Linked DNA regions of Homo sapiens: regions 2, 3, 4 and 5 are each linked to region 1. Evidence: chromatin loops called from intact Hi-C (ENCODE). Cell type or tissue: endothelial cell of umbilical vein. All regions are shown on one strand.

Evidence for each region. A loop is a pair of places that touch in the nucleus more often than their neighbours do. Peaks named below come from ENCODE experiments on the same cell type or tissue, not always from the same donor. Only the 100,000 strongest peaks of a DNase experiment are listed, where the experiment ranks them.
Region 2: it touches region 1 in a loop (13-fold over the local background); 14 of 110 quality-filtered maps call a loop at or near these places.
Region 3: a loop joins it to region 1, with 8 times the contacts of the local background. A loop is called at or near these places in 31 of 110 quality-filtered maps.
Region 4: a loop joins it to region 1, with 4 times the contacts of the local background. A loop is called at or near these places in 5 of 110 quality-filtered maps.
Region 5: a loop joins it to region 1, with 12 times the contacts of the local background. A loop is called at or near these places in 18 of 110 quality-filtered maps.

What each region holds. Positions count from the first base shown.
Region 1 is chr5:101,043,063-101,048,062 of GRCh38, reverse strand. No RefSeq gene overlaps it. Among named protein-coding and RNA genes, the nearest start is that of ST8SIA4, 140 kb to the right of the region's middle. In endothelial cell of umbilical vein, no CTCF peak of the experiment used is centred here; a DNase peak (open chromatin) is centred at 2,162.
Region 2 is chr5:100,477,322-100,482,321 of GRCh38, reverse strand. The region is part of intron 3 of FAM174A-DT (FAM174A divergent transcript); the gene reads left to right. Among named protein-coding and RNA genes, the nearest start is that of FAM174A-DT, 55 kb to the left of the region's middle. In endothelial cell of umbilical vein, a CTCF peak has its summit at 3,009 (motif pointing left); no DNase peak of the experiment used is centred here.
Region 3 is chr5:100,621,167-100,626,166 of GRCh38, reverse strand. No RefSeq gene overlaps it. Among named protein-coding and RNA genes, the nearest start is that of FAM174A, 88 kb to the right of the region's middle. RefSeq lists a silencer at 2,237-2,326. In endothelial cell of umbilical vein, a CTCF peak has its summit at 2,249; a DNase peak (open chromatin) is centred at 2,236.
Region 4 is chr5:99,102,180-99,107,179 of GRCh38, reverse strand. No RefSeq gene overlaps it. Among named protein-coding and RNA genes, the nearest start is that of CHD1, 180 kb to the right of the region's middle. In endothelial cell of umbilical vein, a CTCF peak has its summit at 2,432; DNase peaks (open chromatin) are centred at 1,729 and 2,409.
Region 5 is chr5:100,428,326-100,433,325 of GRCh38, reverse strand. It overlaps LOC105379100 (a long non-coding RNA gene), which reads right to left. Exons shown (of 8, transcript XR_007058886.1): 7 at 3,359-3,464. Among named protein-coding and RNA genes, the nearest start is that of FAM174A-DT, 100 kb to the left of the region's middle. In endothelial cell of umbilical vein, a CTCF peak has its summit at 2,843 (motif pointing left); a DNase peak (open chromatin) is centred at 2,835.

The DNA.
Region 1 (5,000 bases):
GCATCTCTGACCTTAGAGTGGGTATCAGTGCTGTTTTGAATGTTTTCCCACCATAGGCAATCGAATGGTCTACTATGATTCCCTCAGTGCTGGGATATAACGCTCAGCTTTTTGCGTCAGACCAAGTGAGATAAGCTTCTTCAGCCTGTAACCCTCGTTAAACAAGGGACCTCGCAATATACCTTAAACTATTAATGAAATCAGAGGTATGTGTCAACAAACAAAAATTCTGGGTTCTCATGAAAAAATAATTCATACTTAAAACAGGAGTCCTTTGCCCCACTATGAGAAAAGGAATATAAAGCAGTCCCAAAATTTGGGCTTACCTCCTGGCTGTCTTGCCAAAATGCAGTACCGGATAGAAGGTCTTGACTGAGAATTGTTCAGATTCTGGGCGGGTTGAACAAAGAATTGAAAAAACCGCACAAAAAGAAGAAGCAATGAAAGACAAGCAACAGAAGAACAGGGTAATAAAGGCACAGATTTATGGAAGAAGCGAAAGTACAATTCACAGAGTGGGAACAGACTTGAGCAAGCACCTCCAGAGCCTCTCTAATGCAATGCTCCCCAGGGTTTTTATAAAGCCAAAATAACTTGGCAGCACCCCCCACGTGCCCTTTAGAGGCCTCCAATTGGTAACAGCCTATGAAGGATTGGCCTGTGACCAATCAGATGCTAAAGTAGAGGCCTGGCCCACAGTCAATCAGAGGCTAAAGTGGAAACTTCTGTCTTGTTACTACAGGAAAGGATGTGGCCTGTATACTGCCTAATCTTGCTTAGAACTAGCTGCACCTGTGGTTTTTTTTGATACTGCCTTAACCCTTAGTTACTCTAATTCCCTATTGTTCTGCCTCAAAACCACATCCAAACCATATTAGATGCCTATTAAGAGTTTTATTAAAAGTCTTAAGTAGCAATGATTATGAAGTTTAACCCATGCAACAGCCCTTTCAGGCTTCTTTTGTCTCCATCAACACCATTTTCTCAGGAGTCCTTTAGAACATTTCATTTCAAATGAGTGGGAACTAGAAAGTACCATGTAAAGAAATTGATTCATAGAGATTATTTCAGCATGCACATTCACAATTATGGTGTGGATACTATAAAAAATACAATTGGTGTCAATATATGCCTATTTTTATTACATATTCAGAAAAAGAGATTGTCAGATAGCCAAATATACAGTATTTGGTCCCTATGACAAAACAGCCTTCCAAATGATGTCATTTTCAAAATATTTAGGAAAAAACTATATAACATAAAATACTTTCTGAGAAAAATATGGATTACATTTCCAGGGTGTATCAAGGGTTAATGGCCTTACTACCTTTATCCTGGAATAAACAGTTGGTATATTAAGCCATTTTTGTTCTGCAGCTAACTTTATGTTGTATGGTCTTGGCAATAATGTGAGGATGGAAGCTGAGTATCTAACACTGTCAACATCAATTTTAATGATTTCTTTTCAAATATCAAAATCACAATGTCAAAAAATTACAAGAGTATGAATATCTTTGCAGGAATGGGTTTGGGTCTTGTTTTACTTTATAGGAGTAATTTCATATCACTTCATGTTATAGTATTTCTTCCTTAATAATGTGCCCATAAGTATAGACCCGAGGTATTTTTTTGACGTACGTTTTAGTAAGTTAATAAACATGCCACCTAGCACTTAAAAAAGAGTAGGTGGAGGTTTCTGTTTTAAACAATCCTAATCCTAACTTTAATCATTTGCTATCTTATCTAATTTTTATTTTGGATTCTAAGTTTGTACTAATAGAGTTTTCTGAAATTTTTGTTTTATGTGTTAAGAATTCTACTTCCAGCCATAACTTACATGTACAATAAAAGCAAAGCATTAGATGAAAATCAAATATGAAATAGTTTAGTACAAGAGGAAGATATATTTATGCACACTCTTAAGAAGTATCCTGTAAAATCTACATATGAACTTCTTGAAAAAAACAAAAATGTGCTAATAAACATTATTCTGCGTGTCTAAATTAATAAATATGGGGAAATAAAGGTTAATGGTGCTCTAGGAATAAAGCTGTTGTTTGTGTTTGATTAAACTATTACTCCTACGATGTATTTAAATTAGCAATTGTATTCTACTGATTTGATTTTGAAGCAAGAAAATAGTAGGAAACATTAAGAACAGAAGGTGGCAGGGTTCTCTTGGAAATGTGTTTCTGTTAATGAATGAATGCACTGTCCTTAGATATTTTTTACATAATATATACAAAAAAGATCAGATTGTTATACTCAGTACTGCAGATATTAAAGTGACATTTTAATCACATTTGATTATGTCTGTATAGCGACATTTTGTTTTATAATTGTCAGATATACATTTTCCAAGTTTTAAGCTACTGGAAACCAAAAATATTTACGTTCCTACTATTTTCTACTAAAATATTTGCCAGAGATGGCTTCATATTTCTGTTAGAATAACACACTACCTACAGAATTTCCCCTTATATACTCCTTAAGGTTTATTTTATGAACTTTGGCAAAATGACATCTTTTATATTACTTTCTGTATTCATTTGAAGCAGCAAGAAGTTTAATTTCTTTCCAGCATAAAAATATAAAAATAAGTTTAAAATGAAAATATTCCTTGTTTCATTGATACTTGCCTTATATTTTAGTATAATTAAAGAAATGTTTGTAGTTTTATAGTAGATAAATAGATGGTATAAAATAATTTTAATGAAGGCTATTGGGAACTGATAGTCCTTCTAATTAATTACATTATTCAAGCTAAAGTAAATACAGGAATGTTAGTCTACATAGTGTTTCCATTAATTTAAAATTAATTCAGTTTTCATTAAGAGTCATAAGGCCCTGCCAACAGTGGTCATTAGCCACTGTTTTGAAAGACAGAAACCTCACTTTTCTTCATGTATGCTTAAAACCGAAATATTTCCATATTAAATGGCCAAAATGGCCAAACCTTCCATAAATTACTATTTTTTAAAGATATTATAGTCTAAGCTAAAAAGAATAGAAAAAAACAACAATATAACCAAATAACAAAGCCCCACTTCTGTTTTATAATGTGAAATAGCTCTAAATATCTGAGGTGATGAGCATTCTGCAAGTCTTAGAGGAAATAATGCCTAATCTTTGCCTCAGCATGTGATTTCTTCATTGTCTAATTTCATTCACTCATTTTACAAATATTCAATCATAATTATTCTTCTTATTGCCAAAGTTTAACATTGTTAAACCATAATCTAAATATATGATTTAAGCTGAACTGACTCCATAATTTTGTTTTGAGGCTAAAAAAAAGTGCAACAAAGTTGAAGAATTTGTCACCTCCCAGAGACTGCATATCTTCCCTTACCTAACGTGACAGGCAAGGTTATTTCAAAGATATGAATACAAAATAACTAGTAATGCCTAAATCTTTCTAAAAGTTTGAAAGAAAAAAACATAAACAACATTGGTTTATGTTTATAAGGAAATAATTCTCATATGCATACAATTATAGTATTTGTAACAATAGGCTATTTATAGGACAGTGGTGAATTTGTGTTTTGATACCAACTATTTTCTTTTTCCTTTTATGTGATTGTAAAAGTAAAATATCTTCATAGGAAATGGGCAAATTCATTGCAGGAGGAAAAAGTAATTAGAATTAATTGCAACCTTGTCAGAGACATAACTTACTTTTAATAATATAGTATTTTTTCATTTTATTTTGCCAACATTTCTACTAATCTGTACTTTCAATGAAATGAAAAAAAAATTCTAGGTGCCATATGCTGTTATATAAATTTAATATGTATATGTAAAACAACAAATTTACATAATGTACATCATTATTTTTTGTTTTATACGGATAAGAAATCTGACATAGAGATTAAGCCATATAAGCAAGGTTACTGAGTTAGTAAGTAGTCAAGTCCAGGACTGAACCAAGAGGCAAGTCCTTAACTTTAGAATTGTCCCACCACATGAACTGAGTCACAATGAGCCAATCAAAAAAGTTAATTGTCAGAGAGACCCAGTAGCCACTTAGTTTTAATAAGAAGAAGGTATACTAGCAAAATTAAAATTCTCAAAAGACTGATGAAATCTATATAAGTAATAATAACATTCTTAAGGAATTTAGGTGTTTAGGTACAACCAAGAAACATCCACACCCATACAATGTCAAACACACACACAAACACACACAAACACACACACACACACACACACACACACACACATTTTCTAAAGCTAAAACAGATATTTTTCCAATTTAAAAAGTCAGTGGATAAGCTGAAGGAGGCAGTTCTCAACATTTAGAGTTTATTTATTGGCTTGAAATATCACATAAAATTAATTTTAACAATAGTGTAGCACATGTATAAAATTATGAAAATTAGGAGATAACAGAGATGGAGGATAAATCAAGAACTGGTGAGAAAAATAAGATGAAGAAAGAGAAAAATTGAGAAGGCACAACAATTTTAAAATATTTTGAGAAAATATTTCTATATAAAATCCTTATATAAATATGAAAAGTCAAAAGATCCCAATGGATTCAAGGATGGTTTTTTAGCTTCTGACAAAATTCTGAATTCTTATGCTAAAGGAAAGAATCTTACTACACTGAAAGCAACTGCAAGTCAATAGAAAATTTTGTTAAATTCCCTTTGGCCTGTGCTCCCTGTTAATTCATGAACCAGGTGCCTCCCATCCAAAGTCCATTTCCTTCCATTTCCATTGGTCAAACTGATATACTATAATCTGGCTCAAAATTTTCACCACTTCATATTAAAGATGATTCAACAAGATCCAAGTATGAGGTTATCGTCTTGGGGTTTTTTCCAACCCTCCTTTTTTTCTCTTCCCAATAGTGCCTTACCCTAATATTATGAATAATAGGTCTGAAAAACAATCCTCATAGTATCAATCTGTAAAAACACACACGATCAGATTGTTAGCAAATCAGAATAAAATGATTAAAGCTGTAACTCAATACCAAGTTTCATTAATAGTTT
Region 2 (5,000 bases), 570 kb after region 1:
AATGTGGACACCCAAAGTCCATGTGTACTATGACCAAAAGTGAGAATCAGAATTGATTAAGTAATGTGCACAATGTCAACAAGCCAATAAGGGTAAATAGAGTTATTTGAATGCAAGTCTATCTGATTGCTAAACTCTACTGCTTCCTAAAGTAATTTTATATACCATAAAACCAGCATTTTTAGTTTGTTTAAAGCTCAGTTTAATAACTTTAGCATCCACCTGCCATTATACTTTAAATCTAAGATACATCTTTACCACTCCATCTCCAACACCATTCAGTTTGTTTCTGAGTTGTGATAAATGGGTGCCAAAAACTGTTAAAATAAATTTCCTGCTTCTATTTTTTTCTTCCACTATCCTTGTTCACAGACTTTCTGATCCATCCCTTATCTAAGTCTTCTTCCACACATTACTTGAAATATCAGACTGAAACTCAAGCTTTTTATTTCATTGCCTTGAATACAGTTTTTTAGTTATTCTAATTGCATACAAGTCCAAACTCCCAATCTTCTTGTTCACATATCTGATATAATGTCTAGTTATATCCCTTGCCACTCAGCCCCATGCTCTTTTGACTTTAGATTTACCCTGTCATTGGTGTGTGAACATACTAGTCAATTTTATACCTTCACTTATTCCTTTGCTCGTGATCTTCTTTCTGTCCTTATTTTCTTTCCTGACTGAAAATACACTCTATCTCTTTTCATCACTGATACATTTATATTCAGATAGGTTGCATATGGGTCTATCTCCAAATACACTGACAGGTTGTCTGGGCAAAAGTCAGGTCTTCATTTTCACAACCCCACTCTCTTTTCTGTAGAGGCCTTATTGTCTACAACTTTTTGCACACAAAGGCTCAGGTTGAAATCTTTGATTCATAGCCACAGTGAGAAAACAAGAGAAATGTTCAAAATCCATATATAAAGTTTTGAGATCCTAGAAAATGATATAAGTAAGAATAATCATAATAATTAGCTTTTTAATAAATTACAATGTGACAATGACACATGCAAAACTCCCACCACAGCATTACCTAGTAACATTTCAGAGCATTTAAAATACAGAATAGAGCATAAGAGATTCCAGAGATAGAAAAACTAATTTTATACAGTAGTTGGGAGATCAGAAAAGCATTACATTTCTCAACATTTATAGCTATAAATATAACTAGAAAAAAACAAATGTGACACAAAATATTCAAATCACCAAAGGAAATAGATGAAAGAAATACTCTTATTTTAGCAAAATTCATAAAAGCAAGAAAGGAAACCATAAGAAAGCTTAATAAACACGTAATGTATACTTGATTAGGATACATAAAACAAGTTTAAGAATAAGTGTAAATTAATGTTTAAAAACTTTATTAAAGAAAAATGAAAAGAAGCAAATCTGGGTATATATAGCTTATAACAACAAAAAAATGAAAGATAAGCAAATAAGTAAATAAATACACAAAACTAAAATAGACAAAGGCAAAAATATTTCATAGATGACAATTTTATGTTCGATGACACAAGACTCAAGAAAAAGTGCTTTAATGAAACAAATGTATATCTTTCATTTCAAAGCAACATAAATATAAATATTTATGCTCATAAATACAGTTTATTATATAGTAGCAAAATATATAAAGTAAGTATATCAGAAAAAAAGATTATCAGGCACTCCCACCAAAAATGATTCATTTTAGGAGATAATAATTAGTCTCAGAATTTGATAAACTACGGAGACGAAGAAAATGATACAAGATATTTGAATACTCCTATAATTTTATACCATGGTGTGAATATATATTCTTTTAAAATTTACAAATATCACTTATGAAATTACTTCTTTTGCCACCAAGAAAATCTCAGTAAGATTTTCAAATGGTAACTATAAAGGCAATATTCCATAACTTCAATGCAATAAAATATATTTTGACAATTCATAGAAGACATTTTGAAAATTAATTCTCTGGATTTTTGAGGAACCTCCAAAGTGTTCTCCATAGTGGCTGTACTAATTTGTATACCTACGTACAGTGTAAGGATTTCCTTTTCTCCACATCCTCACCAGTATTTGCTACTGCCTGTCTTTTGAATATAGGCCACTTTAACTGGGGTGAGATGATAACTCAAAAAAATAAAGAACATAGCAATTGTAATAAGGATATAATGACAGATGAAAATAAGACTACAGTTGTAAGGGAGAAAAATTATTTTAAATTAAATAAAATATATATTATTTATATTAATTATATTATGTTTACAAGATATGTAATAGCATATGCTACCAGAGATGATTTTAAAAATGTATGAAATCTAAATAAACCAATTTACTTTAAATAAATGGAAAAATTAGTCAATGATCTGCTTTGTTTTTTATGTCATTTCATCTAAATATTTAAAACCATATATTAAAATTGCTTTCAAATTAATTTTACAAATCTAACTAAACTCTGACATCAAAATTGAGTAATATGGCACAAAAATAGAGAATAATAGACTCCATTCATAAAGTTGCAGTGGATTTTCATTTTACAGGAGGACTACTTTCTAAAATCAGTCTCTAAGGTGAAAAATCTGTTTAATATTTGGAAATGCCCTTGAAAACCCCTTTAAATACTCATAACAACATAATATATTGTCTACAGTAACAGCAATAAAAATTATTTAAGCAGCATGCTGCTAAGATTGTTCTAATTACAGGCCAACTTATAGGAATCATGAGAAGAAGAAATGTCAACATTTATCCATCACCATAGCTGGAGATCTATCTTCCTAGTAATGATAGCAATTCATAGAGTAGGGAGGTAAAGTGGTTATGAAACTGCGCAACTTATTTCCTATCCTAATTTGACCAGAGTGAGGAGGAGAAACAAAGACTCTTCAATATTCCAAACTTGTCTTGGTTGCATGTCCTTAAATTAACTACTTGGAGTTCTGCATGATAAACCATCACTCCTGCCACAAGAAGAAAAAGCATACCTGCACCAGAAACGGACACCTGCACCAGAAACAGACACCTCCATTTTCTGCAGTGTCCTTTTAGCACCCTCTACTGTCAAGGGAGAAAGGTTTACAAGTTCTAGGATTATGACCAGGGCAATGGCGGGAATCTTTGGAAGTAAGAGGAACAGTTTCCAACTACCTTTGTTGACTTTTTCATTTTGTCTCTATAGGTCTTTCAAATGTTGCTTCATCTGAATATATGTAGGCTTTATTATTAAGAACATGTGTATTCAAAAATGTTACATCTTCTTGATCTATTTTTGCTTTAACAAGTATAATGTTCATATACAGATGTGGATACAGATATATAGATAGGTGTTTTCCACTTTGAGCTCTATATTGTCTGGCCTTAAAATTGTTACTCTGATTTCCTTTACTTCATATTAGTCTGACACTTTCCACTTTTTTTTGCTTTGAACTTTATATATCTTATTTTATGCATATCTCTCCTAAACAAAATAGTGTTGAGTCTTACTTGTGTTTTTCTTGATAACCAATTGATAATTTTTATATTTTAATTAGTGGGTTAAATCATATTTGAATTCTGCAATGACCACTGTAGTTTGACTTAATCTAACTCATTTTGTTTTATATTTTCAATTTAAATATTGTCTTTTATTTTTGTAATTTTTCTGTAATACATTGGATAGGTATATGAGAAGAAATGGAATAACTAATTTGTTCCATTAATGTCTACAGAGCAAGCATAAAAAAATTAGAAATGAAAAGACAACAGAAGAGAGGAAGGAGGGAGAGGAAGAAGGAGGTTTCTGGAACAACTCAGAACCAAAACTCTTATTAACAATAATGGTCCAGGGGAATAAAGGAGGCTGTAACAAAGGAGAATGGAAGGAGGCAAAAGTTATTTCTATGTTCAGTATCTCTGCTTTGTTCTTTTTTTTTTTTTTTTTAAGACAGAGTCTCGCTCTGTCGCCCAGGCTGGAGTGCAGTGGTGCGATCTCTGCTCACTGCAAGCTCCGCTTCCCGGGTTCACGCCATTCTCCTGCCTCAGCCTCCCGAGTAGCTGGGACTACAGGGACCCACCACCACGCCCGGCTAATTTTTTGTATTTTTAGTAGAGACAGGGTTTCACCGTGTTAGCCAGGATGGTCTGGATCTCCTGACCTCATGATCCGCCCGCCTTGGCCTCCCAAAGTGCTGGGATTACAGGCGTGAGCCACCGCGTCTGGCCCTCTGCTTTGTTCTTTATAACTTCTTGTTTCCCCTTCATGCTATCAATACTCTCTTCATTTTTGAACATATTTATTATGATTATGTTACATTATTGAACTAGCTTCTCTATTCTGGTTTATTTAGACTGCAGCGCATTGTCTTTCTGTTAGAACTGTGTCCCTCAGATGTCTGATAATTTTTTTCTTGTAAATTGTGGGAAATGGAGAAAAATCCAGGCATGCATTAACTTTGACAATTCCTGTTTATTTTAGAGATGTGGAATGCCCTAGGCAATGTCCTATAACTTCTCTGCCTTAAAACACCTTCATTCAATATCCCCTCAAAGGTGGCCCTAGTCCTTAGAGCCACCTTTTGAGGGGATATCAAATGAAGCCCTTTAAATCTGTTAGAGCTTTAAAGATACTCTCTTCCAAGAGCTCACTCTATAAATGCAGTGCTTCCCAAATTTGGCTGTACATTACAATAACCTGGGCTACTTTACAAAATATTTGATGTTCACTTCTCAAAGAGTCTCACATACTTGGTTAGAGTTGTGTTCCTGGCATCAGAATTTTTTAAAGCTACCCAGGTGACTCTACTGTGTAGTCAAGGTTGAAAGTGCTACTTCAACAGAAGACTTAGTTTACAGATAATAACTATTCTTATTTCTCCATTTCAATGTTTTTGCATTTGCAATACTCTAATTGTAGTGGTGCTTAAACGATAGCCTACTTCAATGAAAACACAGATTCCGAGGCCTACCTCCGAAAATTCTGATTCAGTAGTATAGGCTGGCATTTGATAATTTTCATTTTTAACAAGTCCGGA
Region 3 (5,000 bases), 420 kb after region 1:
CTGGTCATAGTTTTACTTTACAACTAATGTACTCCATTCATGATGATAGAAATTGCAATGTTGTTAGTGATCATGAATGTATGGTTATATATAAAAGAGATGAGTCTATATGTAGGCTATATGTAGAATTCAAATTTTCAGGATTTTTTCATTATATTGGATAAGTAGGACAGAGCTTTCTGTGCCCATCACCTACTGTGTTTTTACTCTTCTCACCCGTGGTTGAAAACTTTTTCATTGCCGCTGTTGTTTAGAATAATCATATACTAAAATTTGTTCATATTAGCAAGAAAATATTTTGAGAGGTTGCTCCGAAAGATAATCATGGATTATATTTCCCACAATGCTACCAAGATAGCATCAGGACACAGGATCTGGAATGAAAGAGAGGAGGGGAAAGATAGAAAACAGTAGGAGAATATGGAGAAGGAAACTAGGCAGAACAAAAGTGGTACTTGGAGCCTGGCCTTGAACCTGTTCAGAACCCAAGAGGAAATACATATTTGTCTAAATCCCAGGAACTAATATGAGTTGATGATCAACAAGTAATAAGATGGTTTCCTTGTCCATCAGTATGTTTTTGGAAATAAATATAATTTGTATTTAGACACAATGGAGGAATTGCATAAGCAAGACAGCCAAATGCCTAGAGTGATGAAATATGTGTGTGTGTGTGTGTGTGTGTGTGTATGAATGTGTATATATAATATGCATATATACAATTATATACACACATATGAATATATATTTTATATATATATATATTCATTCTCCAGTTTCAGGCATTCATAATCTGGGGCAGTCTCCTTGACACAGATACACAGCTTTTCAGAAATAGGGTGAAATGTCAGTATACACTCATGCCTCAAATAGCAGTATAGAAATTGAATCAAAATATCAGTCACAATTAGAAATGTGGGTAACTAGAAATTTCTGAGTACCTCTAAATATCTTTTTGAGGAACAACTATGTCCTTGAGGGAGAAAAGAATATACAAAATTTCCTTTGGCAAGATATGAAAGTTTACCATCCTCAGAGGATTTTTTTGAGAAATAAATTATCTATATAAATGTGTGGCAATATCTATAAAAATAATTTTAAAAATTTAAACATCCAGACTTCCCAAATTAAGACAAAAATCTCAAATACACTTCTCCTAGCATGAATAACAATCACAATTATATATAATGTATTTATAAATTTATAATTTATATACCATGTATAATGTATATATGATATACAACTTATAATATATAATATGTATATAATATACAGTATATATGCACAAAATGATATATGTGCCGTGTGCGTGTGTTTAGTCCAGCCACAATGCCTGCTATAAAGAAAGTGTTTGAAAAAACTGTTACTATTTCTTTATAAAACAAGACATCCAGAGTGTTGAGCACAAATATGCTATTATTGTATGAATGATACATGATAATCTTTACCTATGCATAAATTAATAGATTAGGATTAATATGATTACGTTGGGGAAATAATGCTTTCCTTGAAATAGTATATAAAGTACTTAGACAGCAGCCACTTACGGTTATACAGGTTGTGCACTGTGCAAAAATACCCAACTAAGGAGAGTAAGAAAGGGCAGAATTCCAGCATTTGTGCCATTCGGGAGATGAGATTTCTCAAGAGGAATGATTTTACAAATATTTATCAAGTTGCCTTAAAGGCTAATGTGGTAATACCTATAAAATAACTTTTATATTTTGATCATCTGGACTTCTCAAGTTTAAGAAAAAATTCTCGAATACTCTTCTCCTAGCACGAATAACAATCATGAGAATCTTAGATTTATGTGCAGACAAAATTGTTAATTGTAAAACTTTAGGTGACTGTTTTTTCTTTTTTCCAGAATACTAATACTCATCTTGAAATATATTTTATTATCCATCTATATGAAGTGAGAGAAAAAATAAATAGGCATCTGGGTTTAATTTGTTACATGAGGACACTTGGGAACATTTTTGGAGTACTGTTTTAATGGGTTAGTCGGCTAATGTTTTTCTTACTTCCTTTGTTTCTCTGTTTCTTGATAATCATTAATTATGTTCAGAAAATAATGCCAACATCATTATAAATATAAAACTCAATGTCTGATTAATATACATCTAGTTTAGAAAAGTCCTCTGGATTATGATCATCCTGCACTTCCTATGAAGAATTAATTTCTCACCCTTGCTGCTAATACCTCCATCAAAAATAGTTCTGGGTCTGTTGTGACTCCTAGTGGCTTAAAGTAGCAGCTTTCTCTGCTTACTTCATACCGATGTGTCATATTTCTCTCCACTTTCCCTTCACTGTATTTTATTTTTTGGTTCTAGCAAGTTACACATGTGTACATCTTTATCTCCTTCTTTCCGTTGTTACTTCCTCCCTGTACTCAGCTTCTTTCTGAAGAAAATGGAAAATCCTTCTCTTCTTTTTTCCACAAAAGTCATTTATATGTCCTTATCTTTCTATATTAAACCAGCTTTTCCCCCAAAAAATCCTCGAAATGTCATTAAAAAATTGTGTTGTTTAGTAGCTTGGCTTAATTCTGAATGTAAAAACATGATTTTATCTTTAAGATAATAGCCACCCTAACAGGTGTGAGGCGATATCCCATTGCGGTTAGGATTTGCATTTTCATAATGAATACTGACGTTTAGCATTTTTCATATACCTGTTGGTCATTGTATGTCTCCTTTGGAAAATTTTCTACTCAGGTTATTTGCTCATTTTTAATTGGCTTGTTCGTTTTCTTATTATTGGGTTGAGTTCCTTATATATTTTGAATATTAATATTTTATCAGATATATGGTTTGCAAATATTTTATCCCATTCTGTAAGCTGTATCTTCACTCTGTGACTGTTTCATTTGCTGTGCAGAAGCTATTAGTTTGTTGCAATTCTAGTTGTCTATTTTTGCTTTTGTTGCCTGTACTTTTGACAATCCCTTTTGAACTTTGAATCTTTGAATAATTCCAAGGAACAAGCAAAATTCTGATTCCTTTGCAGAGGTTCTGTGGAGGTGAAAATATGCAGGTGTGGTTGCAAGTACCCAGTGCTGGTGGTAGCAGTGGCAGAATCATGAGCAGATCCTTACTGTGGAAGGATTTTGGTTGTTCTCATCTTGCTTCGTAAGCTTCCCAGTATTCTCCTTGAACATCCAAAGCTCCGTAAATTCCTTCCAATAAATAACGTTGTAACAAATTCTTTTGTTCCTAAAGTTAGTCTTACTGCCATTATTACCATTGAAATCTTGACTGCACAGTCATTTCTCATAACATTCTAAAGTGGATGGACCATGCAAAAGGGCTCCATCTTTTTTTTTTTTCGAGACAGAGTCTCGCTCTGTCGCCCAGGCTGGAGTGCAGTGGCATGATCTCAGCTCACTGCAAGCTCCGCCTCCCGGGGACACGAAGGGCTCCATCTTAATGACCGCAACTGAAGTTCCAGGCTTGTCGATGAAACTGTGAGACTTGATCTCAGAATCGAATAATATTTATTCTCCCAATCCAGGAAGCAGAAGTGTTATTCTAAAATAATATCAATGCCTATAGTATAATATACTTTTGGTAAGACCATAAATAAATAGATGGCAATGGGTAATATTCAGTTCAGCCTGCTTCAAACCACTTTTCGTGAACACCTATTTATGTTTGGCATTGGGCTTAAAATGATTAATCAAGTGTTATACTATTCTTCACAAAGTTTAGAGTCCAGAATAGAGACATAGATCATAATACTCATAATACAATGTAAAAAGAGAGAGACTGCATAGCTATTGCTGAGGGTGCAAAGTTCAGGGATAAAGTGAAAAAAAAAACAAACTGTCCTAATTAGAGACAGTGAAGGATGTTGAAAGAGGTGATAATAGACTTAACACAGAGAGGAGCGCCTGAAGACTGAAGTAGTAAATTGTGGAGCAGAAAAAAAAAAAAAAAAAGAACGAACGAATAAGTATTTTTATAGCGTTTGTTTGTTATGATAAAACCAGCATGTTCAGTGTCTATCAGATGCTACATAAAGCAGACCAAGATGCTTGCAGTCACTGGGGAGGATTGTGTATGCAGGATGCAGGTATAAAGGAGACACAAAAAAGTCCACAGCACCACACTGAATAGTCTCTCAAGTGTCTCAGCTTTAGCATCATTTTCCTACTTGTCATGAGCATAATTTCCCAGTGCTATACTCTTCGTTAGGCAGACACTGCAATTAGCTATTAGCTGTCACACAGAGAAGCAGAGGAGCCCAGCTCAGGTGTAACAGCCAGGCTTCCTTTCACCAAGGCTGGAGGGAACCTCTTCTATCGGTTTGTTTATTTGTTTGTTTACAGGAGACAGTGCTGACTGCCAAATACATTTTAAGGACAAAAGTTGAAGCAGAAGGAAGGCAAACGTTAAATCTACAAAAGTGATTATCAGATTTCTTAAAGCTGTGATCACACTCATAATCTCTATTAAGATTTTACTTCCCCCTTTTCATGTTCAAAAATATTTGCTTTTCAAATAGTTTCTCCATATTTAAAAATTCTAGGCAACATTTGTGAAGTCTTTTTGAAGCCACAGGAAAACATATATACATATACATATACGTGTGTGTGTGTATACATGCTTATATATATCACATACATGTATATGTGTTTATATGTTTTCCTGTGGCTTTAAAATGTTGCCTAGAATTTAAATTATGTGTATATATATGTGTGTATGTATGTATATAATACATACATACAAACATACATAATTTACATATCCACCATTACTATATATAGTAATATGCACACACATATACATAATCTATATATAGTATACATATACTGTGTGTGTATACTATATACATACACATACATTTATGTGTAATTTATATGTACATACACTTACATACATTTATACGTAAATTTTCAGTGGAATGGTTTGAACTTTACCTGGGGTGAATTGACCTCATTTTAGTAGGCAGCACAACTTAATGCCCAAGAATAGAGACAATCTTTAAAGGTC
Region 4 (5,000 bases), 1.9 Mb after region 1:
TGGCATCTCTTTTACATTAATGAAAAATAGTAGATGCCATGTTAGATTAGAAACCCCTCTAATTAAGAAATACAGAAGAAAAGAAGGAGCATCCATGACTCTTGAGCAATGAATGCCTCAGATTTTATCTATAACTGGGTAGTCTGAACTATATTACTTAAGTTTACTTAGCAAGTAAAGGATGAAATTTGTTTAATCCATATTTTTGCTTAAAGAGAGGGCAATGAGGACAGTAAAATCCAACCCCTTCAACTTTACCAAGCCACAGAAAAACACCAAACCAGACTAGAAAAAAGTGTAATCCCCCAATGTAAATCATTAAATTTCTAGATTTATCTCCTATATGGAGAGAATTTAAGAATACACATGAGGATAACTGCAAAATAATGCAGCAGCACTTCCAAATCTAATGAAATGTTATTTTAAGTGTTTTATAATATGGTTATATAGTATATAACAAGATCTAATTTGCATATAAAACAAATGTGTTTATTTGCAATATGTTATATAATAATTTTATCCTATTATAGTTTTCACTTTGGCAACAAATATACTTAGACACATTTATTACTATCCAGAGGTCTAAATAATGTTCATTGAAATCTTGGGCATAATAGAATGCCTCAAATAAATAGTAGCAAATGCAGAGCTTTATGACCAAAAAAGAAATAAATTAATAAATTAGATATACCTGAAAAACATATTTAATACACTGGAAAGATACTGTGCTGTGAACACGCAACTTTAGAATTAATAAAACACTGCACATACCCCAAACATCTTTATGTAAAACCAAAGCCTGTGATAACTAGCCCTGAAGACATTCATGCATACCTGTGCATATTATATCTTGCTGTAAGTGAAAATTAGTTACTCATATCATTTAGCACTATCTGAAAGCCTGTTTTTTAGAAAGAAAATAGGCACACTCAAGCAAGCAGATTATAGATAACAACAGAGTTCCTTTTGGTTATTCTTTATCTCCACTATTATAGGTCTTTCTCACTCAGTTCATTCTTGCTGGGTAAGGTACGAAGGGAAGTAAGATAAACAAGTCCTTTTCCAAAGATGTTCACTTGCTCTAAAAGCTATCATGAATTTAATTAAGTGCTACCCACCAATTCTCTGACCACTTTCTTAAAAAAAACCTTAAAAAGCTGCTTAGCTTTTATATAAATGTTTAGAGTGTCCCAGATCTACCTTTAAGAAAGGCCAAGAATGTCTCCCACATTCCCATTATTGGTTTGTCTGTGTTTGAATTCTAAAGACTCTCTAATTTTCAAGGCAGCCTGCCACCACCAAAGAGAAAGAGAGACAGAAGATAATATTAGGAAGAAAAAAAGGCAAACAACCTCAAGAAGAATTGAAAAGAATGAGAAGACAATTGCCTAGATGAGCCTTCCTTTTTCTTTTACTTTGAGATTATTTATCTCATCTTTACTCAGAATCTTTCCTTCCTTGTTATCTAATTTCCATTATATTTACTTTTGGCCATGAGATGATGTCTAGTTAATCTTCCTAGTATATACATCTATGTCAGGTCATTAAATTATATCCCTTGGCCTGCCCTGCCTAACACATTCCTCCACAAACACAATAACCTCAAAGTATTACTTAGATTGGGAAGCTAAGACCCAAAGAGATTGAGCTTTGGCCATTGTCTTAAATGTTTACTTCTTTGTTTGACGAAATATTGGGTTTTTTATATCTTGCACATATTGCCAATTAACCCTAACACAACACCAGTAAACTAGTAAGCTCTATCAAGAGAGACGCTCAAGTTTCTCTGGCGGTCATCCAATGAGTATTTCCTTTTAAGAGAAGTTTCAATGCTGTCTCAGTGTTAAGACAAAAAGAAACAGGAGGAGAAAGATTGGCAACTCAGAAATATTTTCTAAGTATCTCAGATAGCAACAACCTCATTAGTTATTTCTATTTCTGATTCTATTAAATCCTTTTTAAAATTTTAATGAAAAAACACAGTATTTAGGATTTTTGCCTAAAGAATGTCCTATATGAATCCTTTCATTTTATTTTTCTCCTAGAAGTAAAACAATAGTTCAAACTGAGAAAGGAACAGAAATGAGACCCATATATAATGGCTTTGTCTTCTCCTCAACATTCTTCACCTTTATCTGTTGAATTTTTCTGAAAACTACTGATTTAAAACATGTAACTTGCCCTTTTACTCCCTCATTCTTTTGTATCTGTATTTCTTTCAACACATTATACATTGTTGCACATATTAATTGTATTTTTTTAAAAAAATCTATGAGAATAAATGTATTTTTGATTTAAATATGTTCTTTTCCATCTCTAGTTTAAACCTGTAGGCGATGCATTGTGATTAGTTATCTGAAGTAAGCAAATGAGCCTTTGGAGCCAGCTCCTTATTCAACAGGGAGAGATTTTTCAGGACGGTGATAGAATTGATAAACTATGGGACTGAGGACCTCTGCTGGCTGTTTTGTGAAGTGATTTTTTTTTTTTTTTTTTTTTTTTATTTAACTGTGATGATGAAATTATCCTATTTAATCTAAATATTCCTTTTTACTGAGAATTCTTTAATTGCCATCCAAAAACCTTATTCATTGGTTCAGTCTCATTGTAAAAATCTGAGTCTTTAATTTCCACAACAGTTGCTTTACCTTTTGGAAAATAATACATGAAAGTTAATATTATTGGATGAAAATATCATTAATATTATTGTTTTAAAGCAAATTAAACTTGTTCATGAATAATGCCTTAATTTTTCTTTAAAGTGATAGCTGCATATAGATGGATAGCTAGATGGTAGATAGATAGATAGATACTGGTTTATGTGTAGAGTATAGACACATCATTACAGTATAGAACATAGAATTTAGTATAAAATCAAATAAAATGTTATGAGAATAACTACAGATATTTCTCACTTTTCAGAAACTAGAGTTTTTTCATATGTAATGTATACCTAGATAGCCTTGGAAGCCAGGTTTTATCTAAATGTCCTGTACAATTATTTTAAGCTTGAAACTGCAATTGCACTGATCACCTTTCACTCCACTTCACCACTACTACTCGCCTGTGCGTTAATTCTATTATTTATAAACTCATAGATTGTTATGACTGAAAGAGGCCTTATAAGTCACATAATCTAACCCTTTTATTTTACAAGTAAAATATCTGAGACTTATGGAGGTGAACAGCAGCCTCTGCCTGTTCTTGCCAAGTCAGGGTGAAATGAATAAATAACTCCCAAAAAATTCTCATGTTCCAGAGGGATATTGCCTCAATCAGGAGAAAGGAACAGCAGATTTGAAGCCCTGGGCTACAATAACCTAGTCTTGTTATGAATACAGGAAGACCTAATCCAAGCCTGATTCCAAGAATTCAAGCTGGTAGGAAGAAGTTTGGAGCCAGGGTCCAGAAGCAATGATAATTGTAACTGACATTATTGAGCACTAAACATATGCCAGACAGGCACAGTTCTAAGCACTTGATATTGGATAGCTCATGTAACAATCGCAGCAATCCTGTGAAATGGGTATGGTTGCTAGTACAATTGAGGAAACTGAGGCACAAAGGTTGAATATTTGAATCCCCCTTTATAGACCTTAAGGGACCATAGAACACTAGATTTTTAAATTCTGACTTAGTCTAACCTTCGCTGTTCACAGTTTATATGAAGTTATTTGTCTCACACTTCTGTACTCAAAGCAAAGATGCTGGCCTTGTAAATGCCAGTACTGTCCAATGAAGATGCTGGCCTTGTAAATGCCAGTACTGTCCAATGTTCTCACACGATGGCACACATAGAAAATCATATTGTATGGCACATGGGCATAAAAAGGGGAGCCTTCGCAAGACCAGAGGTGACCAGCTCCAAGAATTCAGCCTCCCAGACCTCACCAAACCTCCGAAAGAGTGTAAAGGAATCAATATCTAAAAACATCTATGCCAAATTCCTAGCTTACCAGTTGAGAAGCCCTGGCTCAGAGTCCTCCAATAAATAAAGTATAAATTGACCTTTTGGCTGGGCACAGTGGCTCGCACCTGTAATCCCAGCACTTTGGAAGGCCAGAACGGTGGATCACTTGAGCCAGCAGCTCCAGACCAGCCTGGCCAACTTGGTGAAATCCCATCTCTACAAAAAAATATGCAAAAATTAGCCATGTGTGGTGGCTCATGCCTGTAATCCCAGCTACTTGGGTGGCTGAGGCACGAGAATCTCATGAACCCTGGAGGCAGAGGTTACAGTGAGCTGAGATCGGGCCACTGCACTCCAGCCTCAGCGACAGAGCTAGACTCTGTCTCAATCAATCAACCAATCAATCAATAAACTGGCCTAGGATACTAGTGCTTAACTTTCCTTCCCACCGCTAGATCCACTTAAAATTCTTACTGCCTACTATTAGCGCCCACTTACTACAGATTTAAACCATCACCTCCCAAATCTTCAAAATGATAGTTACATGTATTAGTTATTGATTGCTGCATAACAGATTAATCCAAGCTTAGGCACTTAAAGGAGAAGTATTTATTATCTCACAGTTTGGGTGGGTCAAGAATTCAGGAGCAGCTTAGCTCAGTGGTTCTGGCTTAGGATGTCTCACGAGGCTGCAATCAAAGTGTCAGCTGGGGCTGCAGTTATCTGAGGCTTCACTAAGTCTGAAGGATCTGCCTCCAAGCTCAAGCACAGAGTTATTAGCAGGAAGCTTTAGCTCCTCACCACATGAGCCACCCATGTTCCTCATATAACATAGCTTTCCCCACAGCAAGTGATATGAGTAAGAAAGAAAGAACCCCAAATGGAAATTGCAATCTTTCTATCACCTAACCTCAGAAGAGACACTTCTGCTGTATTTTATTGTCACAGACCAGCTCAGATACTACGTGGGAAGGAACTACACACAGGGGTGTAAACACCAGGAGGTGGGGTCATTGAGTGTCATCTCAGAGACTGGCCACCACCCTAGTGTTCGACTGTCCACTTTGTTACAAGAACTTTAGGTTTGTAT
Region 5 (5,000 bases), 610 kb after region 1:
CAATAAATGATTTTAGAAAACTCCTGAAAAACCTGAAATGGTAAACAATAGGTAATGTATGTGTTTATGCACCTCTCTAGAAGAAAGTTGGTAATTTTTATTAGATTATAAAAAGATTCTCTTCTGCATATGGCTAGCCAGTTATGCAAGCACCAGTCACCTGTACAAACAAACCCCCATAACACAAGATAACCTATATAACAAACCTGTCCATATACCCCTGAACTTAAAATAAAACTTAAAAAAAATAGCTAGTAGTAGCAATGAGAAAAGGAAAATGTCCATAGTCATGGAAGATATTAAAATAATTATAAGAAAAAAAAAAGATTCTCTAGCACACTAGTGCTTTCCGAAGTCTTGCCAAAGAATGAAATCATTATAATCTAGGGAAAGTTAACACATGAAAAAGGAGTGACTATATTACATTTCTTGGACTAAGTTTTTTTCTTCATATTGAATGGTATATTCTAAAGCCACTGAATTGCTGAGTAATAGCAATTTTCCTCAGCAGGAACATTAATATGCTTTTGATTCTATCCAGATTTAGATATTTTTAAAATTTGTGGTCCACAAAATGCCAGAGACAATGTTATAAAGTGTTCTCTACTTTATATAATTCAGAACGCTTCTCAACCAAGACACTGGAAAAAAGTAACTCCCTCATGACATAAGTGTAATGTTTTTAGAGTATGTTTTAAAAATATTATAACTGAACTTTTCCAAAAGTAGCTCACTGATATGTCAATGTACTACTTGTATGGGTGTGAGTACAACAGAGAGATGTCTTATGGAAGAAAAGCCCTAAATTATGTACATAGAAATCCCATATTTATTTAGACTTCTATCAATTACTCTTATCAGAGAAATGAATCATCATCCTATTTCCCATGATAGTAAATTAGAAAAAATAGAAAGAGAACATTTAAATTTAAGTATATACTGTTGCTCACCTGCAACATTGAAGTCAATTCCAATTCTCCACTCCCCCAAGGTAGTGGAAAACATACTCCAGTTTTCAGTTTCACAAACTAATTTTTGAAATGTTCTTTATATAAGATATCTTTGATGCTTTTTCAAATGACACATAGGCTAAAATATTTCAATTCAATATTGATATTTTAAACCTTGAAAATAGTTTGCATAGCTCCTATAGTTCCCATCACAGGAAGGTATTTTCTGGATTGTGTGTGTATTTAGTAAGTGAAAAAGAAGTGCGATATTAAAAAATTGTACATTAAAATATTTCAATCCAAATATCTTAAATTTATTGATAAAGAAAGATATCATCTCTGACATACTGGAAATGAAATAATTTTAAGAATAAGAATGGTGGCTGGAAGAATAGCATTTTACTTCACTCTATTACTTAGTCTTTGTTAACCTGTTAATAAAATACCAATGCAGGCACAAATAAATGATGAAAATAACTAATATTAAGGTTTACACTCAAACAATTGTCAGAATTAAGGAAGAATTTCCCTTGACTACAAGAGATAAAGAACTATAATAACTGGCTGTTGTTAGCATATTGTCTGCTGTTTGAGAGTAAACTGCTTTTTCTGATGATAAAGCAGTATCTCCTTCCTTCCCAATTATCTATACTCTTACTTAAAGAGTAACCATCCAAAAAATTGAGGTGCTGACCCTGTACAATGGGAGCTTATTCTAGTACTGCCTTTACTATTTTTCTTTCTGTATATATAAAGTAGAAATAAAATGTACATTGAGATTATCCTGTGTTCTAGACAGTGTGTTCCTCACTAGCAATGGCGAACACAACATAGGTTCTGGTTTCATAGACATGATAGCTTAAAGCTTGATACAGACAAGTAAACAAGTAATTGTAATGTTATTTTGAATGTTATGGTATCAGTAAGTTGGTAAGTGTTGTGGGAGTATTCATTCAGGAAGCATATAACCCACTCTTTGGGACTTCTCAGAGAAACGACTGTCTAAATCTCAACTTTATCTTATGTAATTGGGTAACCATTGAATGGTTTTAGGCAGAGCAGAAATATAATCAAACGTGTTCTTACAAAAGATCTTACAAAAGTTCTTACAAAAGTGTGTTACCAATTCATGCAATACCAGTACCTCTGTCTACAGTCATATGGAGTTCAATTCTCAATATTGCAACCTGACTAGCAACAGAAAAAGATAAGGCAGCAATTCTTAGATTCCAGGTATGTGGGGTCAATGCCAGGAAGAATTTTGGTTCTAACTATTAAGAAAATAACATTGCTACCTAGAATTTCAGTTAGGATTATATTTAATCTCATATCTAGGATAACCATATGTTCTGGTTTGTCTAGGACAGCTGGTTGCTGTCAGTTGTCCTTTAGACCCCAAATCTGTGGTCATGTTTATAAAACTGAAATAATTATGGAGTAAAGTAAATACATGCTCCATTCTGAGTCAATTCAGAAATCAGAAATGAAATCAGACATTTTAACATGAGACAATTTACTACAAAACTGTTTTAACCATGGTATCACAAAGATAATAATTGTAGGTGACAACTGAAATCCTTAGGACTGGATAATCAAAGGGAACAGACTGAAATGATTGAAATTTAGTAACTTGGAGAAGGCTCCCCGTGAAGATGAATACCAGATTTCTGAGGAGTGGGTGCTGAGCAGTAGGTGCTAGTGTTTCTGAGGACCTGTGATGGAACTGATTCTACAAATGTTGGGAAAAATGCAAATTCGGTTCAATTGCTGAAGCTATTAGAGCAAAATTTTTCCCAAATATTAAAAAGCTGGGCCTGGGTGAAGCTGACAGGAGCAGAAAGTAGGCAGAAAGCTCCAGGGAAATTCTCTAGCCCTGCAGTCGTCCTCTAGCTCCACCTATTGGCAGAGCCTAACTGGCAATGCGGATGGGCAAGTGAGAAATGTGGTTTGCACCTGGAGCCCCAAAACTGCATGCTCATTTACTGCTCATTTATTGGTACACTGGAAAATGCTTATAAAGAAAAATGAAGACTATTTTTAAGTTGATTTTTAAATTTTGGCCTATGTAGGTAAAGATATCAGAATATCAGAAAAATTAACTTTGTTTTTCTTCAAAGTCTGTCTTAATGTACATTATTTTAAAAGGAATATAGAGTAAATTAAATATTAGATTGGATATTACTACACAAATAAATATCTTTTATATGATACCTGAAGGCATTTACTTTCACTAATATACTTAGTCTATTTCTTCATATGTGAAATAAGTTGGCTTAAGTGTAATAGATAGATCCACATAAACATTCTGTTTTTGCAAAATTAAAGTTTGCTGTGCTGTTTTTACTGCACACAGACACACATAGATATGCATTTAGGTATACCGTTAGTAAAGATGATTGAATTTTCACCTTATTTGCAAGCATGGCCATGTTTCTTACTTTGCATGTCCTTCAGGCCTCATCGGAGCACAAAGTTCCAAGTGACTTCAAAGGGTTTTCTGTACTTGGAGCAGCTCTATGGGACATGGAAGATGAGAAATGAACCGACACCAGAGGTGCAATGAAAGGTAAAACTCATAGCATCACCACAGCTCTTAGGTAAGTGGCAGCCTAAATTACTGCATCTGGATATATGAATCTTATGGGTTCATGATGGAAAAGATGACAAGCATTAAGGCCAAAAATAAATCTGAGTTTGTTCACTGGATGCAGGAAAAGTTTTCCTAACCAAATAATGTGGGTAACATTTCATTATTAGCATGGAAATATGTCCACTTTCATGTTTAGAGAAGGAAATAGTAAATGAATGATCAAACATAAAAGCAAAATACAGCATTCACAGTAGGTATCCAATGTAACATGCTATTTAGATAAAAACAGTCCCTTCAAAGTCCAGTATGTTTTTAAAAGCCTGATATTTACAGTTGTATGATTTCTAGGGAAATTGAGAAATTAAATATATATCCAGCAACATACAGAAGAAACTCTGTATATCCATTTGTACCAGCCTCTCTTCTCTCTAAAAGATTGGCCTTCGGAAAGTGAAGGAAGATTGGATTCAGACACTATGTCCTCTTACACAAATTGTTGCAATAACTTGTCATAAACAGGAAAATATAAAATTAAATGCAATGTTTATATACATATAAATGTTAAAAAGAGCACAATATTACAAAATTAGGTGGTTTATATTTTAGGTAGATTGTATGTGTACTTGATAAAATATTATAAAATTTGCATTTTTGTTAACTTAATTCTTTGAATAATTGTGATTTGATATTAATCAATCTGAAATTTTTTCTCCAGGATTTAAGATGTTTATTCTCTCTTAATTTAAGTATCAATTTAAGTATTTGCACTTGTGGACTTTATTTCTTTTTATTTTCATGAAGATTCCCACCTTACAAATATCACTTTCAGGGTTCTTAGGGATCATATTATTATTTTACAATTTATTGAAAATGGCATGAGGTTAGATATCATCAGATTCTTTTGGAAAGTTATTATAAACAAGAACATGTTTCCCTTTTTAGCTGAATGACAGTATATCTGTTTAGCATGAATACTTAAAAGCAGCTTGAATTTCATTGTTCATGCTCATCATTTACAGTTTTCTATAGCAATATTATTTTTTCTGGAATGTGCCTTAGAATGCAGACAATAAAGGCTGAATGAGAGAAATGTTAGGCTAGGCTTAACAAAACACATTGCAATTATTGTTTCTTCAATTATGTCTAAAATGATTGCTTATAAAACAAAATTACATGATAATATTATCTTAAAACCAGCTATATTCAATAATTGTCTTCTCACTATCTTTCTAATGTGTTAGCACTCATTCTATACAGTTTGTATTAATATATCTTATACTCTACCTCTATCCCTCTTATCAGGCTTCACTTTAACTAGATATTTAGGATATTATCTTTACCTGGGAATGAAATTATGTGATTGGAGGAAGAGATTCCCTATAATTGGCAATAGGTTTCCTCCTCTAAAATGTTAGGTCTTTTTGTTTTCTTCTTCTTCTTTATTCTGGGATGTGGATGTG